2 separate regions of the Mus musculus genome follow, and region 1 is linked to region 2. The links are chromatin loops, found by intact Hi-C in ENCODE. Cell type or tissue: heart. All regions are shown on one strand. Each heading gives the region's core, and the rest is flanking DNA. Links, peaks and the distances in the headings are about the cores only. Region 1 overlaps Ltbp1 (latent transforming growth factor beta binding protein 1). Region 2 overlaps Ttc27 (tetratricopeptide repeat domain 27).

Evidence for each region. A loop is a pair of places that touch in the nucleus more often than their neighbours do. Peaks named below come from ENCODE experiments on the same cell type or tissue, not always from the same donor. Only the 100,000 strongest peaks of a DNase experiment are listed, where the experiment ranks them.
Region 1: it touches region 2 in a loop (2.1-fold over the local background); 1 of 42 quality-filtered maps calls a loop at or near these places.

The regions. Positions count from the first base shown.
Region 1 is chr17:75,073,591-75,077,590 of GRCm38, reverse strand. All of the region lies in intron 3 of Ltbp1 (latent transforming growth factor beta binding protein 1), which reads right to left. Among named protein-coding and RNA genes, the nearest start is that of Ltbp1, 70 kb to the right of the region's middle. In heart, for the core only: a CTCF peak has its summit at 2,093 (motif pointing right); a DNase peak (open chromatin) is centred at 3,550; H3K4me3 peaks cover 295 bases; H3K27ac peaks cover 2,902 bases.
Region 2 is chr17:74,859,916-74,877,051 of GRCm38, reverse strand. Ttc27 (tetratricopeptide repeat domain 27) reads right to left here. Exons shown (of 20, transcript NM_152817.4): 19 at 14,906-15,006; 20 at 13,482-13,718. The coding sequence ends at 13,596. Among named protein-coding and RNA genes, the nearest start is that of Gm31759, 82 kb to the left of the region's middle. In heart, for the core only: no CTCF peak of the experiment used is centred there; a DNase peak (open chromatin) is centred at 9,961; H3K27ac peaks cover 3,362 bases.

The sequences.
Region 1 (4,000 bases), core at 1-4,000, 210 kb before region 2:
AAAAGAAGAGAAGAGAGTAAAAGAGAGGATAGGAGGAGAGGTAGAGGGGAAGAGGCGGAGAAGAAGAGGAGGAGGAGGAAGAGACTACTACAACAGGAGAGTTGCCAACACAAGAAAGGCTCAGCCCAACACTGCTGGCTTTGAAAATGAACGAGGGAGTCACAAGACAAAGAAAGCAGCAACATCTAGTATTTGAAGAGCAAACTGCTATCCATTCTTCTACAAAGCCAGAAGGAATACAGTGCCAATGACATCTCCTTATAGCTCCCTGGGACCCATCTGAGCTTCCTACCTCAGAACGATGAGGCAAATGTGTGAAAGGACTAGACGTGTGGCAGCTGTAACAGCAATGACAGAGAACTCACACAAACACAATTTTTAAAGCCTCCGCATTTTAGAGGTTACATTTGCAGAGTGCCTACAGTGCAGGCTGGAGGGCACAGGTGAAAATAGATGAATACCTTCAGACAAGTTCCTTAACACCCCCAGCCAACACCTGAGCTGCTGCATCATGTCAGATGGGGATAATTAGTACTACAACTTGAAGGAAACTGGTCTGTGCTGAGCCCTAAGTACCTGGGACAATGGAGGCTTTGGAGTCCTGAAGAAACTGCTTGGAGAGTGGACTGACATTTTTCTTAAGAGACTGGACTCATTTTATTAAGACTACATTTGGTCTCAAGAAACTAGATTCATTACTGAAAGGGGGCTATTAAAAATCAACCCTGGCTCACTTGCTTGCTTCTTCTCTCTATATCATTTTCCTCTCCTCTCTGTCCTTTCCTTCTCTTCCCTCCATACCTACATGGTCACCCAGTCTTGGGCTATCATCCTCCAGAGCGATAAACCAACCACTTTTCTTTGTATTCAGATTCAGGTATTTTGCTATAGCAGCATAAAACATACTAGGACAAGCAGTATCTATTTCACATTCTTTTGAAAAGATTAAATAATATCGTCCCCCAAAGCAATGAGAGCAATGCTTGGCACAGCACAGACACCCAGTAAACACCGGCTCTTACCATCCATCACACAGCGTCATTCCACTGTGCAGATATGAAACAACTAAACTGGGGAACAGACTGGACCCAAACTAGCACTTGCCCTTTTTAGATGAAAATTTTTGAGTTCCTATCAGAAGTCTTTCAACATAATTGACCAGAATTTAAGTCAAGGCAATCGTCGGTTCTTTATCAAACTGCTTGAGGACACTCTTTTCTCATGGGGCCTAGCAGTGTACAGAGCTCTCAAAGAACACGGGCCATCTCCCCCATCTCACCTTATGGTCTATTCTTCCTTCAAAGTCTACCTCGAGAGTTCTTTTATTCCAGTCCCTCAGGGGACCGGGAAGGTGACTCAGTGGATGGGAGTGCTTACTGCATAAGCCTGCAGGCCTGACTTTGATCCCAGCACCCACATTTAAAACAGGGGGTGGGGTGGAACTCACTTTGTAGACCAGGCTGGCCTCAAACTCAGAAATCCACCTGCCTCTGCCTCCTGAGTGCTGGGACTAAAGGCATGTGCCACCACCACCCGGTGAAATGTCCTGTTCTTAACATGGATGGCGCATAAGAATGCCTTTGCTCATCAGTCCCAGGTGACCTCAAGCTTGAAAGGTGGGAAGACATATATGGTGATAAAAACAATCACTGGTCCTGTTTTAGTTCGTATTCCAACGGAGCCTTGGGATGATGCCACAGTCCTCTTCTTCCGCACCATCAGGCCGACAGCAAAGCCTGCATCTGCCTCTCAGACTTGTCAGGCAGGTGAAGAGCACTAAGGAAAGGCCAACTCAGCACCAAACTGTCTGGGACTTTACAAACACAAGCAGTGTAAGCCCAGTGGAGTGCGACTCACACTCTAAGTACCCATGGAACACACTGCAGGCAGCGCCTTTACCACTATCAATACCTTTCCTCTCCAGGCAAAAAGAGAAAAGAAAACGTTAAAAGGCTTTCATCACTTTTGCACATACGCATGCTGAGGCCAGAAGTCGACGTCATTGTCTTTCTCTATCACATCCACATTATTCTTTTTGTATGTGATTTGCCTGCATATATAGCTGGAAGCCACGTGGGTGCAGTACTCACAGAGGCCAAAAGAGGGCGTAGAAACTCCTGGAAATGGAGTTACAGTTGTGAGCAGCCGTATAGGTTAGTACTGGAAACTAAACCTGGGTTCTCTCCAAGGGTACTGAGTGCTCTTAACCGCTGAGCCATCTCTCCAGTCTCTCTACCGCTTGCTTGTTTGTTTCTTTGTTTCTTTGTTGAAACGGTGTTTCTCACTCAGCCTGGTAACATGGCTGGCCAACAAGCTCAAGGGAACACCTGTCTCCACCTCTTAGCATGAGGACTGTAGCTGTGTAGTGCCCACTTTAGCGTTTCGGAAAAACGTTTTCTAATGTTATGCAAAGCTCTGCTGAAGCTCCCCCTGTATGCCTCTGTGTGCAGGGAAGAGAAACTGCAAGGAAAAGTACGAAGAATGTTGTAAACGCAGGGAAGCTCCGAACAGAAGTGCAGGCGAGGCATCACCTCTGTGAGGGGTCCACTTACAGCAGGGGCTGCTGTAAGTCTTAGAGATCACTTTGTGACAGTAGCGATTCGTGCACTGGAAATCCTTTGGCTGTTTTAATACGTTCTATCGAGGCACCAATAGCAAGTATTCACGCTGCAGAACAGGAGAAATCTCTCTCTAAGGCATGCGCCACCACTGCCCAGCTTAAGGCTTCAGCTCTTGACATAGCTTTACAACGAGCTTTCTTATTGTGGGGAACCAAAATGGAGGAAGGTGAGGAAAAGTTCAAATACAGAGAGCAAACTCCTGGGCTGCCGCTGTCTTTGTGGAGGGCAGAGCACTCTAAGGTACCCATCGCCATTGGTGGCAAAGCGCAGGTCTGTTTCAAAGATTCCCAAGGGCAGTAATTGTTGCCAGGAAGGCAGGAACCTGACAGAGTTGAAGCTCCACATTGCCTCTCCTCCTTCGTGGTGGGGACTTCACTCGGCATTTCTCTCATCCAAACCAGGAGATAAATGTCAAGTAGTCATTTCTCAAGAACTTTAAAAGTAGAAGGCGTCCCTTCTGCGTGGACTTTTACAAGACCTCCTCTATATTTAGCAACTATCTGGCCTGCTATAAACTCACTTGGTAAATATAGAACTCATTTCAAGCCAGTCCTGTTTTTTAAAACGAACAAATTCAAATTCACTTCTTTTGCCTTCTTCGCACCCATGAGGGGAAAGTGCCAGGAGAGAGAATTATTAGTGTCTTTAATGAGAAAAACTAGTTTTTCTAGACTAGCTAAGCACCCTCCTTTGTTGCCTCAGGATACCAGGAGACGGAGAAAACCACCAAGCATTACCCCAGAAAATGAGAAGGCCGGGCTGCATGTGAGTTCTCCAGATAGATTTGACATCCATATCCTGAGAGAAACCAGACTTCCTGCTCAGGCTCAAAGAGGGGGACTGGGCACATTGTCTCCTCCATGAGGGCTTCCTCCTCACCCGGCAGAGATAACAGCTCTGCACTTGGCAAAGTGGTGCTCATTGTACCAACAGTCCCCAAACAACTAACGGACCTAGCAAATAAACAATGTCCCTTTGAGCTCTGGGTCAGGCTCCCATGGTCAGCGACTGTATCACCCATCATGAGTAATAGGATAAAAGCGGGGGAGGCATTCTACAAGAACCCGGCAAGCCGTTTTAGAGGCACTGAGAGTTGTAAACGAACTTCTTTGGAAAACATCTAATGAGTTTATGAATGACGAGAGACAGTACAAAGTTGAAGACAGCTGAGCCATTTTGACCGGTGCTCCTGTGTGAATTATTACACAGCTCGTGCACACTACCACCTGTTCACATAAAAATCAAAGACAGATCGGGGCATGGACCTACAACCTAGCAGTGGCTGATCTGGGGCCACCCTGACAGTTTACATCTGAATAACATCTATAGGGCGCAAGTGTGACAGTGACCTCAGTTATCCTGCAGAATTATGAAGTAGA
Region 2 (17,136 bases), core at 8,129-12,128:
TGGCTAAGATCTTAATGGGGTAGCCTTTTTAAAGTTCTTATTCCCCTCTTTCCACGCCAGGCAATGAAACATTTCCTGCCCCCCACCCCCTTAAAAAATAAGCCCTCCAGGTCGGAGGCTTCTGTTGAGCCTGTCTATTTAGGCCCTGAGGTTAGCCTGAGAATAAGTCAATGTATAAAAATAAGCTGGACTATGAAGGTCACTTATTTAAAAAGAAAAACAAAACAAAACAAAACAAAAAGACCCTCCTAGCCTTGGAGGGAACTCCTGTTAAAAGATGTCTTGAGAATGGGGTCAGATCTGGCCTCTTCCAACCCGTGAGACGAAGACAGGCTCAGAACCAGATATCAGACTGTCCGAGCACTGTCTGCCTCAGCAGGGCGAACACAGAGAAGATCAGTATGGGCTCAATGTGGGCCTTTCTCCCCACACGCTCCTACATGGAACTTTAGTTTGCTTTTCTGTTACTGTTTGCTTTTTCTGTTTGCATGGTACTTGTCAACACCATAATCAAAAGCAAGTTGGGGAGGAAAGAATTTTAGCGTATGCTTCAAGGTGAGACAATCACCACTGAAGAAATCCAGGGAAGGAACTTCAAGGCAGGAACTGAAGCAGAGACCACAAAGGAAAGCTATTTAGTGGCTTGCTCCCAGACTCCTAGTCACTAACTTTCTTATGCAGCCCAGACTCACCTGTGTAGGAATAGTACCACCACAGAGAGATGTCCCCTCCTACATCAACTAATAATCAAGAGAATGCCGTCTCACATGGCAACCTGGCCCAGCAGTTCTTCAGTTGAGGGTCCCATCCACTACCAGCCATCACACCCACTGACCCGGGCTGCCTCTAAATGCTTCTACGTCCTCAGTGCCACTGAACCGTTCTGGTTCTGCTATGACTTTTGGTATTTAAAGCAAATTCCACTTGTGAGGCCTCGGTCCACTCACCGCCCTGTGGACCCTCTCCTTCCCAGTGCCCTTCTTCCTCTGTGGACATTTCCAAGATCTGCCTGGGACAGAGCATCCCTCAGACAAGGATCAGAGAGACGGAGAGCACATGGGTGTGTTCTCCGTTTCCTTTAGCCCCTGTGTCTTTGTGTGCCTCTAACACAGCCTCTTTCCGGAGCAGGCACTCCCTGGCTTAACAATCTCTGGGTAATGAAGAACAAGTTCCTGAGCAGGGACCTACAGGAAGGGAGGAGAGGAAAACCATCCAGGTGAATTAATTACTCCAGGAAAGTCCTGAAGTAATTGGGGCTTCCTTGGCCTGAGAATAATAGCAAAGGAAAATCAATTTGTAAGCCAAAAATATTCACATCTCCATCTATGACTGGATATATATGTTCCACCCATACACGTGTTCTCCCTTGGCTGTGTGTGCCAACACAAATACCCTTTTCTTTCTCAAGGTCATCTGGAGAAAATGAGAGAATTCCAGAGAACCCCTTTAAGTACAGATACAATGAACATATGTTCTCAGCCACCTCCACAGAGACAAAGAAACAGCGAGGGACACGCAGCCAGGACCAATGGAGAAAGATCTGGTCTTTTGTTTTTCCCTGTGAGATGGGGGTCTCACTGAAGAGGCCCAGCTGACTTCAAAACCAAGATCCTCCTGTGTCAGGGTCCCCAGTGCTGGGGTTCTGGGTGTGCTTCCCCAGGCCTGTTGTGGTAAATGTGCTGCGGTGGTTGGATGTGTGAGCTGGAAATAATTAGTTCTCATAGACTCACAATTTCTAACCCTACTTTGTCCAGCTTAAAGAAACAGAGGAAAGGGATTAATGCTTGCCCTGCCCCTGTGGTAGCCCAGCACGTGAATGCCCATCTGCATACAGCTCCAGGATGATATACGCTTACCCCATCTTACAGCTGAGGCAGCTTGAAAGACCACGGCGAGGGCACAGTATGACCCCTGGGAGTGCTGACAGCAGACTGTAGACACAGGATCCAAATGTAGCTATTGCCCTAGCCTCATGGTAGACCACAAACGGAATCTTAACACTAATCATTAAGAAAACATTAAGGTACACAGGCTCTTATTCTGTCCTTTCTTCTTTCTCTAAACTGGGTGACCAATGAGCCCATAGCTCTGAAGTTCAATGAACAAACCCCCAAAGAGAGGGGCTGTGGAGATTGCTTAATGGGTAGGGCACTTGTCCTGCAAGTGTTAGAGTTTGAATCTTTATAACTGTGCTGGCTAGTTGTCTGTCAACTTGACACAAGTTGAAGTCATTTGAGAGGAGAGAACCTCAATTGAGAAAAAGCCTCCATCAGACTGGGCTGTTGGCAAGCTTGTAGAACATTTTCTTAGTTAGTGATTGATGGGATTCCGTTGTGGGTGGTGGCATCCCTGGGCTGCTAGTCCTGGGTTCTATAGGAAAACAGCCTGAGGAGTGAGCCAGTATACAGCAGTCCCTGCTGTTTGCCTTCCTGTCCTGACTTCCTCCAATGATCACTGTGATGTGGAAGTATAATCCAAGTCAATCGTCATGGTTTATAATTGTAGAACTAGAAAACCAGGCCAAAAGTCAATGGAAAGCCAGGCACAGTAGTACATCTGCAATCCCACTGCTCCTACACTGATTTAAGGGACAGAGGCAGGAGAATTCCCAGAAACCCATGGGCCAGCTGGCCTGGCATAATAGTAGCAAACAAGGGATCTAGCCTCAAAGTTGAAAGAGGAGAGCTAGCACCTAAGCTTGTCTCTCTGACCTCAACATACACACAGTGACATGAGCCTACACACATACACACACACACACACACACACACACACACACACACACACACACACAGAGAGAGAGAGAGAGAGAGAGAGAGAGAGAGAGAGAGAGAGAGAGAGAGAGAGAGGCCCATTTAAAAGAAAAATACCCAGAGGAATGAGATCATCTCTTGGCAGGGGTATGGAGGGAAGAGAAAGGTTTTTAGGTGAAAATGATTATTAAATTAGGATTGGAAGTATGCCTACATTTGGAGTTCATCACACATTTTGGATTCTGTTTTATTAACCGGCTCCTATGAGCCCCATCTGACCTTTGTCTTGCCACCCTCTGCTAAGCTCCTGGAAGGAAGGGCATGTGCTTCATTCATCACAAGACCAGCAGAGAAGGCTGCTGGCAAGGCAGTTAGAGTGGAAGGGGAAAAAGGAAAGGAAAGAAACACACACTCAAGGAGACTAGATTGGATTTTTATACCTTGACTCCTGGACAACTGCATTTTGAGATAACTCATCCCTTCCTCTCCAGGCTGTGTCAAATAAGACAGTGGGTAATGGGGTCTGTGAATGGCTTGTAGACAGTGGGTAATGGGGTCTGTGAATGGCTTGAAGGCAGTAGTAACAGGGTCTCTGCACTCATGACATTGGACTATTATAACCTAGTGTTTGGAATCACATTAAACCTATACATTCATTTTTGGTTTGTTTTTTGTTTTAAAGATTTGTTTGTTTGTTTGCTTATTATAAGTACACTGTGGCTGTCTTCAGGTACACCAGAAGATGGCATCAGGTCTCATTCAGATCTCATTACAGATGGTTGTGAGCCACCATGTGGTTGCTGGGATTTGAACTCAGGACCTCTGGAAGAGCAGTCAGTGCTCTTAACTGCTGAGCCATCTCTCTAGCCCAACCTTAACATTCTTTAGGGCAAAAATACTTTGTAGCCAAGTTTTGTGCCCTAAGCATAAACCACAGGGCCTGACCCACAGAAGATGCTCTTTAGCATCCGTTAAGTGACAGGGGACCTAGTTTTGACTATAGAGTCTTGAGCAAACTGTTCCTCAAGAACTCCTCAAGAACTGGGCCACACAGGGAATGAGGGACAACCATTCCTATCCTGAGAGAGCCTTTACTTTCACTTGTGTGACCAGAAGAGGCAGAACCAGAGACAGGGTGGAGAGCCACTCAGGATGATGGTCAGAGTAAGATACCACTCAAAGCAAAAACAAAAGTGCCGTGTGTGGGAAGGTTAGAAAGAGGGGACATAACATCTGGCTTAGGGGTCTGAAGAAACCTGAAAGGGGAGATCTTGAAGAAGTGTTCTCCACTGCTGACAAGAAGTGGCAAGGGGAAGAGAGCGCATCGTGAAGGTCGTGTCATTTTACAAAATGAAGAAACACAACCAGGAAGGTTACCAGAAACACTGGCAATTACTTGGGGAGAGCTCCACGCTGCCATGGGAGAGTGCGTGCCACAGTCAACAATGGGTGTATTTAAGGAAGCGAGGCCAGGCAGTTTTCAGAGACAAAAACGAGGAGTTACATCAGATATTTTGAAACAATAATCTTTGGCCACAGTGAACCACAGACAGTTGCTGGGCAGATGTCCTTGAAGATAGACTTTTGTTTTAGGTTTCGGAGGCCTGGGCGAAAGATGGATTCTTCGGTGGTTTAGGGAGGGGCTCGGGGGTGGTTTCTATCAGCAAGCACAAGGAAGAGCATCCTTCCAAGGTCTCCCCACTCTCAGCCTTCTTTCCTTTCTCATACTTGTGGTTGCTGCTGCTGTCAGGGCTGACTGGCAGCTACGACACTTCTTTCCCAGGCAGGGGGAGAGAAGATGGATAAACAGGCAGGCTCCAGGAAGATGCTGGGCACCAACTCTTTAATAGAATCTTGAGGTGCCTGCAGCAATGGGAAAACTGCTCAGGGCAGTGGTTCAGAGCCACATGACACATGTACAGAAAAGCCCGTGCCTCAGGGAACTTCAGAGGGTCTTGAAGCAGAGTCATGATATAACCAGAGAGCTGTGTTCTACACAAGAGTCTTTTCTTTTTCTTTTTTTAATATGTGAGTACACTGTCGCTGTCTTCAGACACACCAGAAGAGGGCGTCAGATTTAATTACAGATGGTTGTGAGCCACCATGTGCTTGCTGGGAATTGAACTCAGGACCTCTGGAGAGCAGTCTGTGCTCTTAACCACTGAGCCATCTCTCAAGCCCTATGCAAGATTATTAATGCTGCCAGTCATTTTTCCTGTATCTCAAAAGATGACAGATTGCAATGCAATAGGCCACACGAACAAAGCACACTGAGTTTAATCTGCACAATAGTTGAAATTGTAAAATATAACCCTGTAGTTAATGACTATTAAGGAATATATTATAGGGGGTAAAGGTGACAGAATCCACCGTTAGCTATCTATTGCTAAGCAACTTAAAACAACACATTTATTACCTCTGGTCTTTTTTTTAAAGGTATTTTCTTTATTTATATTTCAAATGTTATCCCCTTTCCTAGTTTTGCCTAGTTGGCCATCAATGGGAGGAGAGGCCCTTGGTATTACCTGTTTTTGAGGCTGGGGGGAGGCAGCTCTTACTTCAGAGCATCTCAAAAAGCTGCCATCAAGGTGTCAGTCAGGGCTAGGGTCTTGATGGAAGGCTCAACTTGGGGTAGATTTGCTTCTATGAAGTGATTGCTGGTAGGATTTGGCTGATGGCACCATGGGACTTTGGTTCCTTGCCTTCTTCTGCACTTTGGAGGTTGCAGGCCCTCCATGCCTCTCCACCACGGCGCCTTACGTTATCAAAAGCAGACAGGGAGCTGCTGAGTCTCTCATAACTTTGGGAGAAACATCCTTTCACCATTGCCAGGATTTTATTGTAAAACCACCATCCTCCAGGAAAGGGGTTCCATAGGACTGTAAATGCACCAGACAGGGATCTCTTGGTGCCATCTCTGGAGGCCTGTCTGTCATCTCAGTATTTCACAGAATTCTTATTAAAATTCACAAAACTCACAGTGAAATGAGGAGGAATTTTCAAACAATTATGGCCAAATGACCTGACAGATCTTGGGATCCATGCAGAGAAAGAGTTCACTCCATGGAACGTCACAGTCAAGGATTAAAAATTGTGTCGGTGAGTACTGCCTTAGAGAGATGGGGTCCTAAGATGCAGGGGACTGGGCAACCACAGAGCTCCTCCTCACAGTGAACACCCATCCCCTGCATCCCCAACCGCATGCATGGCTGTTTGCAGAATGAAGCTCTGCCAGTCTCCTTCCATTCAAATCCTCAGCCCTGCTCAGGGCCCGGACACTGGAGTTGTGTGTGGATGAAATAAGATACTCCGTCTGGTTCATATCCTTCCCAGGAGTGCTTCCTTCACATAAAGAATGTGCCAGCTGCATTCCTGAAGATGGGAAAGCAAATGCTGCCAGGACTGATTTGGGATTCTTGGAGGAACATCGTTAGGACAGACAGAAGAGGGACAGTGAGACAGGGGGCAATGGGATGAGTGTTGGTGACGATTCATAAAGCACTGTGCCTTTGATCTACAGGTCACCAGCTATTAATGGATTGCCCTGAGACATCCCTCCCCTTGCCATATACATTCTTGGAATTCTTCCAGAAAAGCCTCAAACCTTAGGGTTATCTTTTTCCTTTGTGTAATGCACTGGTCTTCCATTTATCATCCCTATGCGGTCGTGGGTAAAATTTCACCTTTTTTGTTGTTGTTCCAGATCCAGGCACACATAAGCACTGTCCCTGTAACTGATGCTTTGTGGATCCTGCTAGATATGCCGATCAGTAACTTCTCAGACAGCTCAGACAAAAGTTACCACCCAGCCAGAGCTGTGAGGCAGAGCGTCTCATGCACGGCCTTGCTAGTCAACTTGGCCTTCAGACGTTATCGCTGAATTTTTCCATCACACGACAGTGCCTGGTGGAAATGCCACAGGATATTAAACATGTCAACACCACACTTTTCAAGAAATGTGAGAAGCTGGCTCCAGCCACTAAGATGAGCATGCTCAGTCAGTGAGTAAGGCCCAGCCTCCCTTAGGTTAGCCCCCAGCGTTTCCCCAGACACCAATGTGGAAAGGCATAGGCTCTGGGCTGAAAGACATCAAAGAAGGGAAGAGTCTAGAGTACAGTGTCAAACAATACAAGTTATGCCAGGGAGTTAGCAACTTAGAGTTGTGCAATGTTAAACTCTTTGAGGAGAGGTTTGGTGGTCGGGGTGAATGGAGAGATTAGTTATATGCAGTTCACTTTGGGTTTCTATTGTCAAATCTCACTTCGAAAAGCCATATACTTTCTCTTAATGAGAGGGTGGGGGCAGACAGATTTAGAGAGACAGAGAAATAGGCAGGCAGGCAGGCAGACGGACGGACAGACAGGGGTGGAGTTGGGGCTGTGTGAACCACACTCCAGAGATCATACTGAGTGCGGCCACGCTGCTGCTCACGTTTGGAGTTTTCCACTGTGAATACAATACACATTTGGAACAAGGCACAGAACAAAACCACTCAGCTCAATGACTCATGGCACAAGAACCACATTAACCGCCACCCCAGTTAATGAAGGTGACTTTGCTACTCCCCAGAGCCCTTTATGTACCTCCCAGCCAACACCCACCTGAACCCACAAGAGCAACCAGTTTCACTCACCCTGAGGTAATCACTACCTCTCCTTTTTTACTGACTTAACACCAAGCACGAGGCAGTGAATAACGTAGCTTAATTCCACTGCTCTTTGAGCTTCTATTATGTCCACAGGGGGAAAGAAAGCATGCATACAGGGTGTTAAGAAATCCACCGATGCTGCTGTGGCTGTAGGGAATTCATTATCATCGACGCAGACTGTTGGACTGCACGCCTGGTCCAAGTCTACCTCTGGTAGACGGGTGAAGGGCTTCTACCCGGGGCCTCTGATGAACAATGCTGCTGCAGACAAGCCTCTGTGAGAGCTACGGTCCACACATGGACAGATTTGCACTGTGTGCATCTAGAGCAAAGTTGGTGGGCTGTAGGGTATGCACAGCTTCAAAAGATCGGCAGGGTTTCTAGGAAGAGTGCTTATATAAAGCTGTCATTCCCGGCAGTCACTTTCCTCTCTCAGGAGCACGTAGTAGGTACTGCCACTTAACCATTAGCCACTGATAGAGTCTGTGCTCATCTCTGATTTTAATTTCATGACTCAAGTTGAGTCTTAGCACTTGTTTTGTATTTATATTTGGCTATTCCCTTTAGCACAATGCTCAATTCTTTAGTTGGGTTGTTTGGTTTTCTTTCTTTTTATTGGCTTATAAATGCCAGGCACACACAAACACCTCACCCTCTCTCTGGCGCTAACCATCTCCCCCAGGTAGCCCAGGCTGACCTCAAATGTCTAATCCCCCTGCTTCAGTCAGCCTCCCAACAGCTGGGATTATGGGAACGGGCCACCACACCTGGCTCCTTGTCACGTCTTTAAACAACTTCTAACTTGAATGTAGGCCAATCTTTTAAACAACTGTCTCTGCCAACCACCAGCATGGTATAATGGAGGGGCTCAGAGGCCCCACCCTCTCTGGGGAGCTACTGACAGCTAACGGCTGCTGAATGACAGACTGGAAGTCATTTTCTTCATGACACAAGCACTGGTAAGTTACCCACACTTCAGTAAATAACCTCACACCCACGTGACTGCAAATATCCCTAATTAAGTTCAGTGGGTTGTTAAAACAAACAAGATATAAAAATGGGGGGGGGTCTTGTTAGGGAGAAGCTTTAGAAAGAGTGGGAGGGGAGGGGAGGGGATCAGAGAGGAGGAGAAGGAAGGGGAGAGGGAGAAAGAGAGAGGAGGAGGAAAGAGGAAGAGGAGGAGGAGCGGTGGGGGGAAGAGAGGAAGAAGGGGAAAGGGGGAGGCACTGCTGAGACATAAGCCTGTCTCTGGCCAAGCAGCTGTAGAATTACTGAGACTGCTTTATCAGCCCTGGCACCAGACTTCCTAGAGGCCGACGATTTCAATAAGTAGCGTTGAAGCTCCACAGACAACTGAGATATTCTGCACCATCGTTTCTCAAAATACAGGGCTATGACCGCCCCCCTGCACCCCCAAAACACACCAGGGATTATAGAAACTGGAGCCACGCTGCAGGTCGCCCTCATCCAGGGACTTCACGGCCCCTGAGAACTGACAGATCATCAGCAATGCCCGTTTCGATGACACCAAGAGTTACTTGTCTTATCTGCACACAGAAAACTTCACCTAAGTCCTCTGATAACTCTGGCTGGCCAGCAGTTGAGGAGACTGAGGCTCAGGGAGGTTGGGGGGCTCGACTGTGGCCATAGCTAGGAAGGGATAAAAGCTGGGCTTTCAGTCTAGTTAATCCAGGCAGTCAACTGCCCACTTCATCTTATAGAAACCTGTTATACATTAGCTGTACCAACTAAAGAGGCCTGCCATGGCACTGCTGCTCATGCAATACCAGGCTTTGATACCCTCCTCTCCAGTCCCTGCCCACAGCCTCCCCCCTCCTGATTGTTTCCCCATCCTTAGTCTCTTCTTCCTTCCGGCCATCCATCCGTACCACCTTTTCCCTTTATCTTTCTAACTTGGCTCCTTTCTTCCTTTACCTAACAAATAAAATAAAATAAAATAAAATAAAATAGTCCATCATTCTCCACTGCCCCTTTCCTTAGCCTCACCCTCAGCCCAGAAACAAGGGAAAGCTCGCTACAGATGGAAACCCAGAGAACAGCAGGGCTTTGCAAGCACTAGACCATGGGGAGCCCTAGGAGTCTACAGCTAGCATTGTGCCAGTGGTTATCATCAAATGGTTTCTTACTTGCCCTGTTTTTCTGTTACATATTTTCATTTCCAAAGCCCTGATGCCTCTTCTTGGCTGCTGATGTTATTATATGCCTGCTCTACAAGGCTATAGATGAAGACACAGGCCTGAGAGGTTATGAGTCTCTGAGTCTCCTGAAAGCACACATTGGCCTGTGAGCAGCACTAACTCTATACAGATACTGATAGCCACTTGAGCCCCCTGTCTGGAGAAAGTTAGCCATGCGTGGGTTAGCTCCTTCACTTTGCTATGATTTACCATCCCCTCCCCCTTTCTGGCAAGAACATCACAAAAGATTAAAAAATGGCTCAGAGTTACCATTCAGAAGACCATAATAATATCAGTTTTCCGCCTTGTAGCCCTTGGCAGGACTCCCTTTTCATAGATCACAATGTGGGCACAGGGCCAGGAGATGGCGAGGGTGACTCACGGGTCACTGCAGTTTATAAGTCAGAATAATAAAAGGGAAGGCAGATCTGACATCACTGGCAAGGGGAAATTTTTTGGTGTTGTGTTAAGCGAACTAATTACAGCCAGCTCTGCAGAACGTGGGAGGAGGACAGTGTGGCTGAACAAAGCCAAGCCCAAGGAAGGGGCAAAATAAAATAAAATAGAATAAAAATTGCCCATAGAAAGCCAAACTCTGATACTGCAAAAGGAGTCACATAATGCATTAGCGGCTGTTTGTCCGAAGGTCAAAGGAAAAACTAAAACAGTCTATGGGCACAGATGTTGTTAACCAGGGGGAGGAGAAAGTGTACCATGCCAAGTAGCAAGAGGTACACCCAGCCACACAGCCCAGGGTTTACACGGCCTCTGCTGCAAGCCACACATCTCCACTCCTGCTAACTGAAAGCACAGAGGAAACAATTCAAGAGCCAGCTCAGCTTTTGCGTTCTCCTGGTGAAGAGCAAACGAGCCACAATTATTATTAGGTCTTGGCTGTGAAAGGCGGAGCCCAAGGCTACCTGCAGCCCACGAGGATTATGCTCTTATTAGTATAGTCCTGGGTTTAGTGGCAGCGTCTGTCTAAGGAATACAGCTACTATATTTGAGCGCATACCTGAGTAAGCAGCATGTTGATTGAAGTCTATCTATTTATAAGCTCTCCTGCGTGCTGTGAGAAACCCAGCTGCATTGCCACAGCACGGGCCCCTCCACCCGAATGAAGGCTCTTGGCCATCTCACTTCAGGGCCTGCTGAATGAACAGGCAGACAGGAAGTGTGTGGCATCCACTTCGGAGATTTTATTCCTCACTCTTGGCCAGGAGAGTTCTTATCTAAACAGCAACTTAGGTTGACATGGATGTTATAAAAACAAAATGGAAACAAAAACCAAACCCTTTTCATTGGGCTCAAGTACAGCTTTGAGCTGGTAGAACTACAACTAGTGGTATAAACTGGATAAGGTCCTGCAGAGCCCGAGCTACCAAGACCTGAGGGTACGTCACAGTCCTCAAACTGAGTCTGGGAGGTAGTAGACCGCAGCATATGCTCATCAATTGTCCCACGTTTCTGAGTGGGTGGCACTAACAACACACCCAATAGGAACAAAAGTGACATGGAAAGTCTATCATTTTCTTCAGCGTTTGGGTCCCTCGCTATCATGATGAAGCTTCACATAACAGAGGGCCACGTGTTCCGCCCTTAAATGAGCCAGAGTAGTCTACAGGGCTCTGTAGTTCACTTCCACTTGTCTATACTCACTCAGGGTCCTAGTTAAATATGCTTCATCTCTGGGAAAAGGCTGACAAGGAATTTACTAATTAATAATCCTAACAAATCATAGGCTATTATCAACTAAGACCTCACAGAATTTCTTGGGGAACTCAGTGAAGAAAGGCAAACTGTCAATCCCAGCACTCGGGAGGCAGAGGCAGGCGGATTTCTGAGTTCGAGGCCAGCCTGGTCTACAGAGTGAGTTCCAGGACAGCCAGGGCTACACAGAGAAACCCTGTCTTGAAAAAACCAAAAAAAAAAAAAAAAAAAAAAAAAAAAAAAAAAAAAAAAAGAAAGAAAGAAAGGCACACTGTCAACGTGGTCCCACTGTTCACGAGAGAAGGCAAATCAACCAATTATTGGGAGAGCCTATCCAAGCAGCAGGGAAAACTCGGGTTTTGGGATCTGCCTATTTCTTCTCTTTCCAGAGCTGAGCTGACAGGGCTCAGAGAGAGACGTGACAGCTGGCCAGTAATATTGATTCAGCGACTGACTGCTGCTAGCTAAGTTTTGGAATGACATCTCTTCTCTTCTGGCAGCTTACAAAGCAAAAGAATGATTCTGAAAAAGAGACATTAGTACTAGAAAACCAATGTTGAAACTACAAAAATTAAGACAGGTGGAAATACAGTATTTAGCCAAAATAGATGACACATTGCACGGAGACTCCACAGCAGTGATCAGATGAGTGGTCCTCACCACAAAAGCTGACGCTAGGTGAGAGCACCCCACCACGCCTACGATTCCAGATCCACCACGCCACACCCACAATCCCACACCCACCATGTCACATCACTCCCTTTTTTGGTTTTGGTCTACACCTCCAAAGGAAAACATCAGCAGCTCTCTTTTGAGCAAACAGCCCATGACAAAAGAGAGGCTGTGACTCAGCATAGCTATGGAGAAGACAACAGAATGCAGGTGACTGCTTTGCAGTGTGGTTTGTGACTGCTACAACTGGAACTAAAAGGAGAATAAATTGATTCATTTGTTCACTTGATTTCAGAACTCATGTTCTTTTGGGCATTTCTTTTCTTCCCATCTCTCTTTTACCTGCTAGGTACTGACAAAGCGTTCACTTAAAGCCTTGCTCCACCCATTGCCACCCACCATCCACATTCACGTCCTATCTGCCCGATATTCACCCACCCACCCCACTCCCCAGTGGCTTCCCTAAACGACTAAGTCATAATTCCTGTTACCATCTCATGACACTGAACTTTTTCAGGAGTACTGTCTTTTAGAGCAGAAACTTTGGACATATTTATTCCCCTGGAAAGCTAGTATGATAATAGAAAAGAGAAGCAGATGGCTAAGGAATTAAGAATATTTAGAACTGGTAAGCATTCATAAGCAAAATTCACCTATGAAAGAATTTTTTTAAAGATCCTCTAAGTGTTAAGACTACTTTATGTTGATGGATCATGAAATGTTAAATTCCAAAGACAGCTAAAACCAGAAAGAAACTAGCGGTAGAAATTATTCCCAATTACAAATAAGAACATGGAAAATACAAGGGACAAGTGATTCACACTGTGCATGGGACCCAAATCTGAGCAACGCAGGCCAGAAACCAAACAATTCCTTTCTCTGACTTCTGTGGTGAGAGTAAGCTCAGCAGCTACCTTCAGGATACATGTCCACCGCCATTACTGACAAGCATCTCAGTCAGGCATTGATAGAGGGCACCATTTCTAGCTGTCTCTACCCACAGTAAGCTTATCAAACAACGTCCTTGGGCCTGGCAGTTTCACCATGAAGAGCTAACAGCCCGTTTCCTAGTGGCTAATGATAGAGTCATAATGTGGGTGTACCCCTTCTTTTCTTGCTGTTTCTTGATCTGGAAGCTAAACCACACTCACACTTCCAACTTAGCTAAGTCTGTGTCTGACACAAACACAAGACCCCAACAAGTGTAAGTGTCTCCAGCGCCAAATCCACTCTTTTCTCATTTTAGGACAGTAATGGAGCCAAGCTAATGATTCCACAAGCTTGTGGTATCTCAGTGTCCCCCACCTCATTTATACTAAGTTTTTCCAAAGAATGATATGCTCATGTGGGGCTGAGCAAGGATGAACCCTGTGCTGGCCTCCTTGTGCCAGAATGCTTCAAGAGTGCAAATCCTGAACTTACCAATAACCAAAGGTATAAACAATTTTTCTGTGTAATGAACTTCACAAGTGCAAACATCTGAGAACATCACAAAATAAGGACGTTTGCCAGCAAACAAATTTATTTTAAAAACGGGTATCTTGTGTTTCAGAAATACAGGTACTGGAGGAATTGGAGAAAGCAGAAGAGACTGCGCCACAAGCTGCTTTTCAGTCAGTACCGGTTTCGAAGCTGGTTGCTGAGGTCTTGCAGCTCTGCCTCCAGAGCATTCACAGCTGCTATTTCACTGGCGAGCTCTCCAGAGACTTCTCCACTTACCACATCTGTAAAATTCTGCTGCAATGTAAAAGCAGTACAGCCATCAAAAGGTGAAAATTTCTTCCACACAATACAGACATGGTATTAAGTCATTATAGCAATCTGGAACCCAGTGCTCTCTGCACAGTGCAACTCTAACTGTGCAGCAGCAATGCAGTGTCTGCTCAGACCCCAGAAAGGTACAAATGCAAACTGTGTGCCTGAACTTACAGACTCAAGAGCTCTCCAACTACAGTTCACTGCTAGAGCACTTGCCCAGAGGGTCCAAGGCCGTGGGTTCAAATCTCTACTCTGTTCGTAAATGTTCACTGCTTTTGTCAATGTTATCCAATAGTGTTTGAATGAATGATGTTCATTCGTCCTAACAAAATTCTATCTACTGTGCATGCCTGGTGAGTCAGGAAAACCAGCTTCAAGATTTTATAAGCATACATGGGCAGGGAGGGGAGGCAGGTAGGCTTGCATAGAGTAGACATCTGTCTCACTGTGACATATAATGTATTCGCCTTGCTATACATTGTTTTCATCCCAATTGAATAGATTTGTATTGTTCAATAGCACATCCTAACAGACTGACAGAAACATTGCTACAGTGTGTGGAGAAGAAAAAACCATCTTCTAGGCAAAGAGCCTGAACACACACAGCATATTCTGACCCAGGAATCACAGTACTTACAAATCACAATGAACATGCAGTCCTCCTCAACGTAGCAAGGAGGAGCAGCGAGAAACTGAGGCTTAGAAAGAACCACAAATCTCCAGGGCATCAATCTGCTGCACCTGCAGGGCATCTGACTTAGCTCCCTGGGCTCCACCGACAGCCCTCACGCCATTCTTGGCTGTGACTTGCACAAAGATGAGGTGCTGAGGACAGAGGACTTGCTCTGTCCTGAGAGGACCTGGCCTGAAAGACCTGCGAGCAGAGGCTATTTCAATGAATAGTTTCTGTGCAGATGTTTGTATTGTTGTTTGTTTACCTGGGCTCTAGGAGCTGACCTCCTGCTGTCGTCTCTAGGCAGACAACAGAGGGCAGAGCCCTGCAGACCAAGCCTGCCCAGGCTCTGACAGTTCTCTCTACTCACTTTCACTTTAAAGTGGAGTTCAGTCTGCCTTTCACTTACTTACTTATTTCCTTTAGCAGCAGTGACCTGACGCTGATGGCCTTTCAAGCCCACAGTTCTAGTGAACTCGCAGGTCATTCTTACCTTTGCTTTGGATAACAAGCCACGTAAATTGAGTCGAACTGAAGAAAGTGTTTGTACAGCTTCCTGGGGAATGGACTTGCTCTCAGCGCATTTCATAGCCACTGCAAGATGAACGCAGGGAAGGCATTAGCGCTGTTCATCTACAGGATGACAAAGCAGCCCTTTACTAAGAATTCACAATAATCAGCTTTACAAGTTTGTACTTCCCTAGCCCCTCCCCCTTCACTTTTTTCTCCTTGGTGGTACTGGGAAATCAAACCCAGGCCTGTGCACGCTGGGCAAGCCCTCGTCTGCCACTGAGTTACATTCTGACCCTCCATCCTTCATCCTATATAAGAGAGCACTGCTAAGGAGAATTCGGATGAGTTCCATTAGGCGGGGATCACACACACATGTACGTACACAAACCCACACATATACATGCACACACACCAGTGAATGAGGCAGGCAAATAAAGCCTCACTGGAAAGCAAGGCCCAAGATGGACAGAGGACCAAGATGCAGTGCATCTCAGTAGGCTTCCACGGTCCCAAGTCACTAAGGCGGTTGCGCATCTGACTGGCCCAGCAAAGTGACACACCACATGTGCCAAGCTCACAAGCTTGCTGCATTTTTAAAAAAGATCTATCTATCTATCTATCTATCTAATGATGTGAGTACGCTGTAGCCATCTTCAGACACACCAGAAGAGGGCATTAGATCCCATTAAAGATGGTTGTGAGCCACCATGCGACTGCTGGGAATTGAACTGAGGACCTCTGGAAAAGCAGTTAGTGCTCTTCACTGCTGAGTCAACTCTCCAGCCCATTAAAAAAACTTGCTGCATTTTTTTTTTTTTAAAGATTTATTTATTATAATTAAGTACACTGTAGCTGTCTTCAGACACTCCAGAAGAGGGCATCAGATCTCATTACAGGTGGTTGTGAGCCACCATGTGGTTGCTGGGATTTGAACTTCGGACCTTCGGAAGAGCAGTCGGGTGCTCTTACCCACTGAGCCATCTCACCAGCCCCAACTTGCTGCATTTTTAATTCTCAAAGTTTACAGCATCCCCGGAGAACTGGCACCATCAATCTGCACATCTGCACCCAGGGAGTGGAAGCATGGCCAGGCACCCCGACTCCCAAGCCACTTCTGGCATCAGCACTGAGGGAATCTCTCATCCCTAGAAACGGCCTTTGGCATTCTGGGAGCCTGCTTCTCTGAGACGGAATTCTGACGGGAGACTACTCCTCCCAGAGGAGGATGCCTTGTGTGAACAACTGCAGCCCCTGCACAGACGGGGCTGGGATCTTTCCGTTGTTTTTACTTTTTTGTTTCTTAAAATTATGTTCATGAGCTGGAGAGGTGGTTAAGAGCACTTAGTGCTGTTCCAGAGGACCGGAGTTCAACTGCCAGGACCCAGACAGTAAGTAGGTCACGACTGCCAAGAACCCAGTTTCAGGACCTGGTGCCCTCTTCTAGACTGCAGGCACTGCACACAAATGAGCTCTGACACACACACAAGAAAACACTCATACACATAAACAATAGATTATTAAAAATTATGTCCACTAAATTGCAGATCATAGTTTAAAACTACAGCTTCACAGACCACAGCTGCAGACGCTAAGCAATCAGAAGAAACAACCTGCGGCCCAGCAAAATAGCTTTAATCCTAATTAATAATAACTGTGGCCGGCAAGAATCCTTGGGCTTCAGGTTTCTATCTCAGAACAATGATTAGACTCCACCGAGCCTCACACTGATTGGTGATTAGCCCGGTCTCAGAGGTCGCAGTCTCGCAGCTGCTGGGACTTCCTCAGTAGGGAGGCACTGCTGTCACCCAGAAGAGGTATATAGTTTGCTTAATGCCTAGAAACTTATTCTAGGAACACCCGGAGTTCTTCTAGTTTTAAAAAATCCTTCATTTTTAAAGCGAGGTGTGGTGGTGCGTGTCTTTAATCCTAGCACTGGGGAGGCAGAGACAGAACCCAGGATCTCTCTGGGTTTGAGACCAGCCTGGTCTACATAGTGACTTTGTTTCAGGCCAGACAAGACTGCAAGGAAAGACCCTGTCTCAAAAAAAAAATAATAATAATTCTCATCTTTAAAAAATTAACAAGAAAAAAGCAAAAAGGACAGTCTATCAGTTCCCATCCCAATCTCACTTCCAAAGCCCATTAGAGACAGCAGTTGCTGCGGGAGAGGGAGGAGAGACCTGCAGAGACTGGAAATGACCATGCTCCTTA